2 separate regions of the Homo sapiens genome follow, and region 1 is linked to region 2. A link is a loop called in an ENCODE intact Hi-C map of the cell type or tissue named here. Cell type or tissue: mammary epithelial cell. All regions are shown on one strand.

What was found. Peaks named below come from ENCODE experiments on the same cell type or tissue, not always from the same donor. Only the 100,000 strongest peaks of a DNase experiment are listed, where the experiment ranks them.
Region 1: a loop joins it to region 2, with 2.3 times the contacts of the local background. A loop is called at or near these places in 1 of 110 quality-filtered maps.

Annotation. Positions count from the first base shown.
Region 1 is chr1:243,547,721-243,551,720 of GRCh38, reverse strand. The region is part of intron 11 of AKT3 (AKT serine/threonine kinase 3); the gene reads left to right. Among named protein-coding and RNA genes, the nearest start is that of MIR4677, 200 kb to the right of the region's middle. In mammary epithelial cell, no CTCF peak of the experiment used is centred here; a DNase peak (open chromatin) is centred at 2,410.
Region 2 is chr1:243,656,854-243,660,853 of GRCh38, reverse strand. The region is part of intron 4 of AKT3 (AKT serine/threonine kinase 3); the gene reads left to right. Among named protein-coding and RNA genes, the nearest start is that of AKT3-IT1, 140 kb to the left of the region's middle. In mammary epithelial cell, no CTCF peak of the experiment used is centred here; a DNase peak (open chromatin) is centred at 2,053; H3K27ac peaks cover 1,932 bases.

The sequences.
Region 1 (4,000 bases), 110 kb after region 2:
TAGGTATCTGTGCATATCAGTATTTCTCTGAGTCTACTCATTTGAAGCATAGATGATTTCACATATTGTTGAATATTTTATAATACCTCACATAGAGTTTTATGAAAATGTTTTACGTATGGTTGATGCTCATATATATATATATTATATATATATGAGTGGGTTAATGAGTGAATCCCAAAAAGTTGGATTTTTAAGTCTATCTGAGAAATGGTTTTCATTGTATTCTTCTAGCTTTTAACCTTGTAAGGAACATGGCTTTATCTTCAGCAGAAATAAGCAAACATAATAAAAGAGATATTGTCTTTCTGCTTTGTGAAGACTCATTCAAGAAACATTTTGTAATCCTAGCTGCAGATATTATTTATATGTGTAAAGTGATTTTGTTTTCTTCTTCAGAGCACTTTCACAGCTATTAATTCCCTTGCTTTTTCAGGAGCCTTGTTGGGTGGATAGGGGAGATACTATTCTTATTTCCATTTCATTGAGTTGAAAACAAAGGCCCAGAGAGGGTTAGGTGATTTCTTCAAGGTCTCTCAGAACATTCATGCAGACCAAGAGTAGAAGTCAAGTTTCTTGGTGCCTATTTGGTATTTCTTATGTATCTTATTTACAATGCAGCAGTTTCTCAGTTTAAGTTTTGAAATGTGTTCCGTTTGATAGCGTTCTTTTACAATTAAGTAAGGAGCAGCACCCGATGATAGGTAACTTTAAACAGAGTGGTGACTTTTATCTTTTTTTTTTTTTTTTTTTTTTTTTTTTGAGAGGGAGTCTCGCTCTGTTGTCTGGGCTGGAGTGCAGTGGCGCAATCTCGGCCCACTGCAACCTCCGCCTCCTGGGTTCAAGCAATTCCCCTGCCTCAGCCTCCTGAGTAGCTGGGACTACAGGCGCCTGCCACCACACCTGGCTTTTTTTTTTTTTTTTTTTTTTTGGTATTTTAGTAGAGATGGGGTTTCACCATGTTGGCCAGGATGGTCTCCATCTCCTGACCTCGTGATCCACCCCCCTCGGCTTTCCAAAGTGCTGGGATTACAGGCATGAGCCACCGTGTCCAGCCGACTTTTATCTATTTCATTTTTTGGTCTAATATTTGGCTTGGTATTCGAGGCAGTGAATATTTATCTCATCGTTTTCTTATTCCTGCAGGCAACTTTGACCACCCTTTACTTTGTGGCCCTCTTTATATAAGTGGCTAGTAGAACAAAATGTACTTGTGGTTTTCATGTGTATGTCTCATTCATTTTTTTTTATTTGTCAGCCCACTCCATGAATAGCACATAGTCGGTACTTAGGAACTATTGAATGAATGTGAGGCAAATTCTTAGAATGTTAACCGCCTAGTATGTATTAATAGAACAATTCCTAACTGTTTGTTCACCAGGAGGTTGATATTGATCTAATGAGAAGATGCAGTATTTTCAATGATCTAATAATTTCTTTTATAATAGATGTGTCAAGCCCCTCCACTGCTGCATCAAAATACAGAGAATACAAGGATGAGTGAGATGAACCAGTCTCTGCTCTAGATGTTCATAGAATAATTTGGGGCACAAAACATATACTCACAGATGCTCAGGTCAAACTACATACAAAGTACTGTTGAAATTATTGGCTTTGTCTAGGGGATTGGGGGACTTGAGCTGGATCAGAAAGGAGTTTGAATTTGCATTGGCACTCAAGCACAGAAATTTACATGTAGAGTATAGCTAGGATTGCAAAAGAACATGGCATTTGAGAAGTTCAGTGACTAGAGTGTAGAATATGAGTTGGGTAACACTGGGAAATGAAGCTGATATATTAGATTATAAGGATCTTAGGTTTCTTAGAAAATATTTAATCTTCATTCAGAAGAGGGTGAGATACTGCTTAAGTGTTTAAAGCAAGGGATAGTATAATCAGATTTGTGTCATGAAAAGGTAACTCTGGCAGCTTTGTCATGGACAGATTAGATGAGTGAGGATCCAGGGGCAGGCAGAGCAGTTAAAAGTGTTTATGGGGCCAGGCACAGTGGCTCACACCTGTAATCCCCGCACTTTGGGAGGCCGAGGCAAGAAGGTCACTTGAGGTCGGGAGTTCAAGACCAACCTGGGCACATAGCAAGATTCATCTCTACTAAAAAAAAATAAAATGCTGGGTATGGTGGCACATGCTGTAGTCCCAGCTACTTGGGAGGCTGAGGTGGGAGAATCGCTGGAGCCCAGGAGGTCGAGACTGCAGTGACCCAAGGTGACACCATTGCACTCCAGCCTGGGCAATAGAGTGAGTCCCTGTCTTTTTTTTAAAAAGAATATTTATGGAATTGTTCAGATAATAGATGGATTCCTTCCTGAAGCAGTAGTACACAAGTGATAGAGGTTATGATTAACTAGAAACTATGAGGAAGTAGGAGGAGTTAGGAATCCCTCTGAGGTTTCCAGCTAGGGTGATTAACAGACAGGGTATGCAAACCAAGGAGGCTTGATGGGGCTAGATGTTGATAATAACTTTGGGTACACTGAGTCTGAAGTTTCTATATAAAACCAAGATGGAAATGTCAAGTGAGCAGCTGGAAATAATAGAATGAATGCTTAAAAGAAACACAGTAACTGACTACATGGATTGGGAACCATAACTATATCTAGGAGGTAGCTAGAGCCAAGGCAGTAGTGGCAAGGGTAGTGGATAAGGAGAAGAGGGCCTAGGACAGAATCTTAGGGAACCTCAGTTTCAGGGGGAGAAAGAAAAGAAAGCTAACAAGGACCTTGAAAAGCCTTTGGAAACATAAGTAATGATAGCATTATAATACACCTCTTCATTTTTTCTACGCAGCTATTTTAAATACTACTGGAATTTTTCTGGTATTTCTTATTGAATTGCTGTTAGTTCTATCCAAGGGTCAACTATCATTTTGCTTTTATTTCTTAGTCTCCATCCTTTCTGTTCATTCTGTTAGCCCCTCCTTTATCTTCCTATGCGGAGTTGATAGGAAAAGCATGACCTCATGTATTCAGTAACATTAGGAAAATGTGAATTCTGTGATGTTCCTAATAGTAAAGGAATTTGTAGTAGCTGAGGATTTAGTCTGGCATTCTGATACTGGAGTTTAGTATTCTAGACATAAATATCTTACTTCAAAGCATATTTTGTTATTATTTTTGAAGTCTTAAATTGTATATTAGAGAGTCATTGACACTGAAATTTTTGACAGTTTCACACATTGAAGAAGTGTGTTAAAGAATTTCTCCTAGCTTCTAAAATGGAAGTCTGATTGTATTCTCAGACTTTGCATAGTATTCATAGCTGATATTTTAGTTTTATATGTATTTGATAAATATAGAATAAATGCTGGCTATGTTCAAAACCAAAGTATTGCTAGAAAACTTGAGGAGTTACAAAAATGGATAACTAAAGCTGGATTAAAACATTTTATTTACAAAATGATTATGATTCTCCACTCCAACTCCCATCTCAAGTACAATTCAAATGAAAACAGTATTGAAATAAACTACAACATAAGTGTAAGAAAATGCCATGGAGCTTTGATGTTTCTCATGCAGACTATGTTGACGCATGCTTGAAAATATTAAATGCTTTTCAGAAACGTGTTTTGGTGCTTTTGCTTCTCTGGTTCCCCAAGCACAAGCTTAGAATGCCTTTTGGATAATCCAGCACTGATCTTGCCTTCAAAGGAGTTTGCAGTCTCCTGGGAAAGAAACCTACACAACTGAAATAGAATGAAAAAGAGGGCAGGGTCTGAAATGCTGAGCTCTCACTGAACACAGAACTACCAGTCTGAAAATTCCAAATGCAAACATCGAACAGCACTATTATGATCAAACCTAAAAGTGCCATCTCTGGGGTATAGTTCATTTAGAGAATTCTATAAGGATCTGGGAGTTGGAGACCCAGCTGGTGGGAATTATTTATCATCACTAAAGATATTCAGGTATCAGTTGACTGTTTTCCATTTTAATTGTGTGTCAAAGGATACTAGGTCCTTCCCAGTCATGTGTTTCTTAGA
Region 2 (4,000 bases):
AGTTGCTTATCAGCTTAAGGAGATTTTGGGCTGAGACAGTGGGGTTTTCTAGATATACAATCATGTCATCTGCAAACAGGGACAATTTGACTTCCTCTTTTCCTGATTGAATACCCTTTATTTCCTTCTTCTGCCTAATTGCCCTGGCCACAACTTCCAACACTATGTTGAACAGGAGTGGTGAGAGAGGGCATCCCTGTCTTGTGCCAGTTTTCAAAGAGAATGCTTCCAGTTTTTGCCCATTCAGTATGATATTGGCTGTGGGTTTGTTATAGATAGCTCTTATTATTTTGAGATACATCCCATCAATACCTAATTTATTGAGAGTTGTTAGCATGAAGGGTTGTTGAATTTTGTCAAAGGCCTTTTCTGCATCTATTGAGATAATCATGTGGTTTTTTTCTTTGGTTCTGTTTATATGCTGGATTACGTTTATTGATTTGCGTATATTGAACCAGCCTTGCATCCCAGGGATGAAGCCCACTTGATCATGGTGGATAAGCTTTTTGATGTGCTGCTGGATTCGATATCACCACAGATCCCACAGAAATACAAACTACCCTCAGAGAATACTACAAACACCTCTACGCAAATAAACTAGAAAATCTAGAAGAAATGGATAAATTCCTCGACACATACACTCTCCCAAGACTAAACCAGGAAGAAGTTGAATCTCTGAATAGACCAATAACAGGAGCTGAAATTGTGGCAATAATCAATAGCTTACCAACGAAAAAGAGTCCAGGACCAGATGGATTCACAGCCGAATTCTACCAGAGGTACAAGGAGGAACTGGTACCATTCCTTCTGAAACTATTCCAATCAATAGAAAAAGAGGGAATCCTCCCTAACTCATTTTATGAGGCCAGCATCATCCTGATACCAAAGCCTGGCAGAGACACAACCAAAAAAGAGAATTTTAGACCAATATCCTTGATGAACATTGATACAAAAATCCTCAATAAAATAGTGGCAAACTGAATCTATATGACTTTAGTGTAATATCATTGAAGACTTAGAGAGGGTTAGTGTGAGTTAGAAAAACTCTCTATTTTTAATATTCTGCCCAGTCTAAAATTTTTACCTGTCATAAACTAAATCTGTATATCTCTCACCTGTCTTATATTTATTTCAGTACATGATATAAGGGTGGACTCTATTTTTTTCTCAATGGCGAGCCCATCATCTCATCTCCATTTATTAGATAATCCATTTTTTTCTCACTGATTGTGGATAACACATATACATATTTGCGCTTTTAGGATTTAGTCTTTTTTTCCCCTTTGACCTTTCTGTACTCTAGCATTAACACCACATGGCCTTAATTAGAGAAACTATAAAATTTTTAACTGTTAATATAGCAACATATCCCTTATTTTTTTTAACAAAAATGTTCTTAGCTACATTAGTGCATTCTTTTAAAAAATTATGGTAAAAATTACATAATGTGAAATCCTCTTTCATTTTTAAGGGTATAATAGAGTATTGTTAACTATGTGCATATTATTGTACAGCAGATCTCTAGAACGTTTTCATCTGGCATGACTGAACCTCTGTTCCCATTGAACAGTAGCTCTCCATTCCCATACCCCCAGCCCCTGGAAACCACCGTTCTACTTTCTGCTTCTGTGAATTCGACTACTTTAGACACATCACATAAGTGGAATCATACAGTGTTTGTCCTGTTACTGTCTTACTTCCCTTAGTATAATGTCTTCAAAGTTAATCCATGTTACAGCATATTAGAGGATTTTCTTCTTTTTTAAGGCTGAATAATATTCCATTGTATGTATATAACACAATTGCCTTCTTTCTTTTTTTTTTGAGACAAGGTCTTGCTCTGTCAGCCAGGCTGTAGTGCAGTGGTGTGATCATGGCTTACTGCAGCCTGGAACTCAGGCCCAAGGGATCCTCCCAGCTTAGCCTCCCCAGTAGCTGGGACTACAGCCACACACGCAACTAAGTTAATTTTTTTTTTTTTTTTTTTTTGTAGAGACAAGGTTTCTCTGTGTTGCCAGGGCTTGTCTGGAACTCCTGGCCTCAAGCAATACTCCTCCCTCGGCTGGAATTACAGGCATGAGCCACACTGCCGGCCAATACATTTTCTTTATTCATTCATCTGCTGATGGATATTTAGATTGTTTCCACCTCTTGGCTATTGCGAATAGTGCAACAATGAGCATGAGAGGGCAGATATTTGTTTAAGTTCCTCATTTCACTTTGTTTGAATAAATATCCAGAAATGTGATTGCTGGTTCATTTGGTAGTTCTACTTTTAAGTTTTTGAAGAATCTTCATACTGTTTTCTGTAGCAGCTACGTTATTTTACATTCCCAACAATAGTGTACAAGGTTTTAATTTCTCCACATCCTTGCTGACACTTACTTATTTATTTTTTATGTTGTTGTTTTTTTAAAAACAACAGCCATACTAGCAGGTGTAAGGTGATATTTCATCGTGGTTTTGATTTGTACTTCCCTGATAATTTGTAATGCTAAGCATTTTTCAAATACCTGTGTATCATTTGTATGTCTACTTTGAAGAAATGTCTATTCAAGTCTTTTGCCAAGTTTTTACTTGTGTTTCTGTTTTTTGTTTTCGCTACTGAGTTATAGGAGTTCCCTATACATTTTGAATATTAAGCCCTTATCAGACATATGGTTTGGAAATATATTCTCTCATTCTGTAGTTTTCTGTTTTGTTCTGTTGTTTGCTGTGCAGAAGCTTTTTATTTTGATATACTTCTACTCATCTATTACTGCTTTTGTCAGCATCAAGAAATCATTTCTAAAGACCAAATTATGAAGCTTTTCTCCTGTGGTTTTTTCCTAGGAGTTTGTAGTTTCATGTCTTATATTTATTCTTTGATCCATTTTGAGTTGGTTTTGTGTGTGGTGTAAAATAAGGCTCCACTTTTGTTCTTTTGCATGTTGATACCCAGTTTTCTCAGCAGCATTATATTTCCACATTGTGTTAGTTGTGACGCCCTTGTCAAAGATCATTTGACTGTATATATATATGGTTTTATTACCTGGGCTCTCTGTTCTGTTCCATTAGTCTATATGTCTTTATGCCAGTACCAATCTGTTTTAATTACTGAAGCTTTAGAATGCATTTTGAAGTCAGGAGGTATGAAGCCCTCAGCTTTTTGCTTTCTCAAGATTGTTTCAGCTGTTTGGGATTCTTTATGGTTTCCATACGAATTTTAGGATTTTTTTTTTCTGTTTCCGCAAAAATGCTGTAGGATTTTGAAAAGGATTGCATTGAATCTGTAGCTTACTTTGTGGTGTTGACATCTTAACAATATTAAACCTTTCAGTGCATGAACATGGGATGTCTTTCCATTTATTTGTGTCTCCTTTCATTTCTTTCAGCAATGTTTTGTAGTTTTCAGTGTACAAATCTTTCACCTTCTTGGTTAAGTTTATTCCTAAAGTACTTTATTCTTTTTTATGCTTTTGTAAATGGGATTTGCCTTAGTCCCTTTGGGCTGCTACAACAAACTATCATAAACTGAGTAGCTTATAAACAATAGAAATTTATTTCTTACAGTTCTGGAGGCCAGGTGTTTAAGTTCAAGGTGCTGGCAAATTCAGTGTCTAGAGAGGGCCCTCTTCACGGTTCATAGAAGGTGTCTTTCCCCTGTATTGTCACCTAGTAAAAGTGCCAAAGGAACTCTCTGAGGACTTTTCTATAAATGCACTAATTTAATCTATGAGTTCTATCATGACCTCATGAAGGCCCACTTCCTAATACCATCACCTTTGGGGTTAAGTAACCCAAAACATTTATTCTTTGTAGACCTAGTATCTGCAGACAATAACAATTTTATCTCTTCATTTCTGATAGTTTTATGTATTATTTCTGTGTGTTTTAAAGCAATGTTTAATAATTTTGATCATAGCACATATACCTTTTTTCTTAATTTATTGGATACACCACTAATTTACTGTTAAATATGATTTGTATATGTACTTTATTATGCTGCACATGACCATCC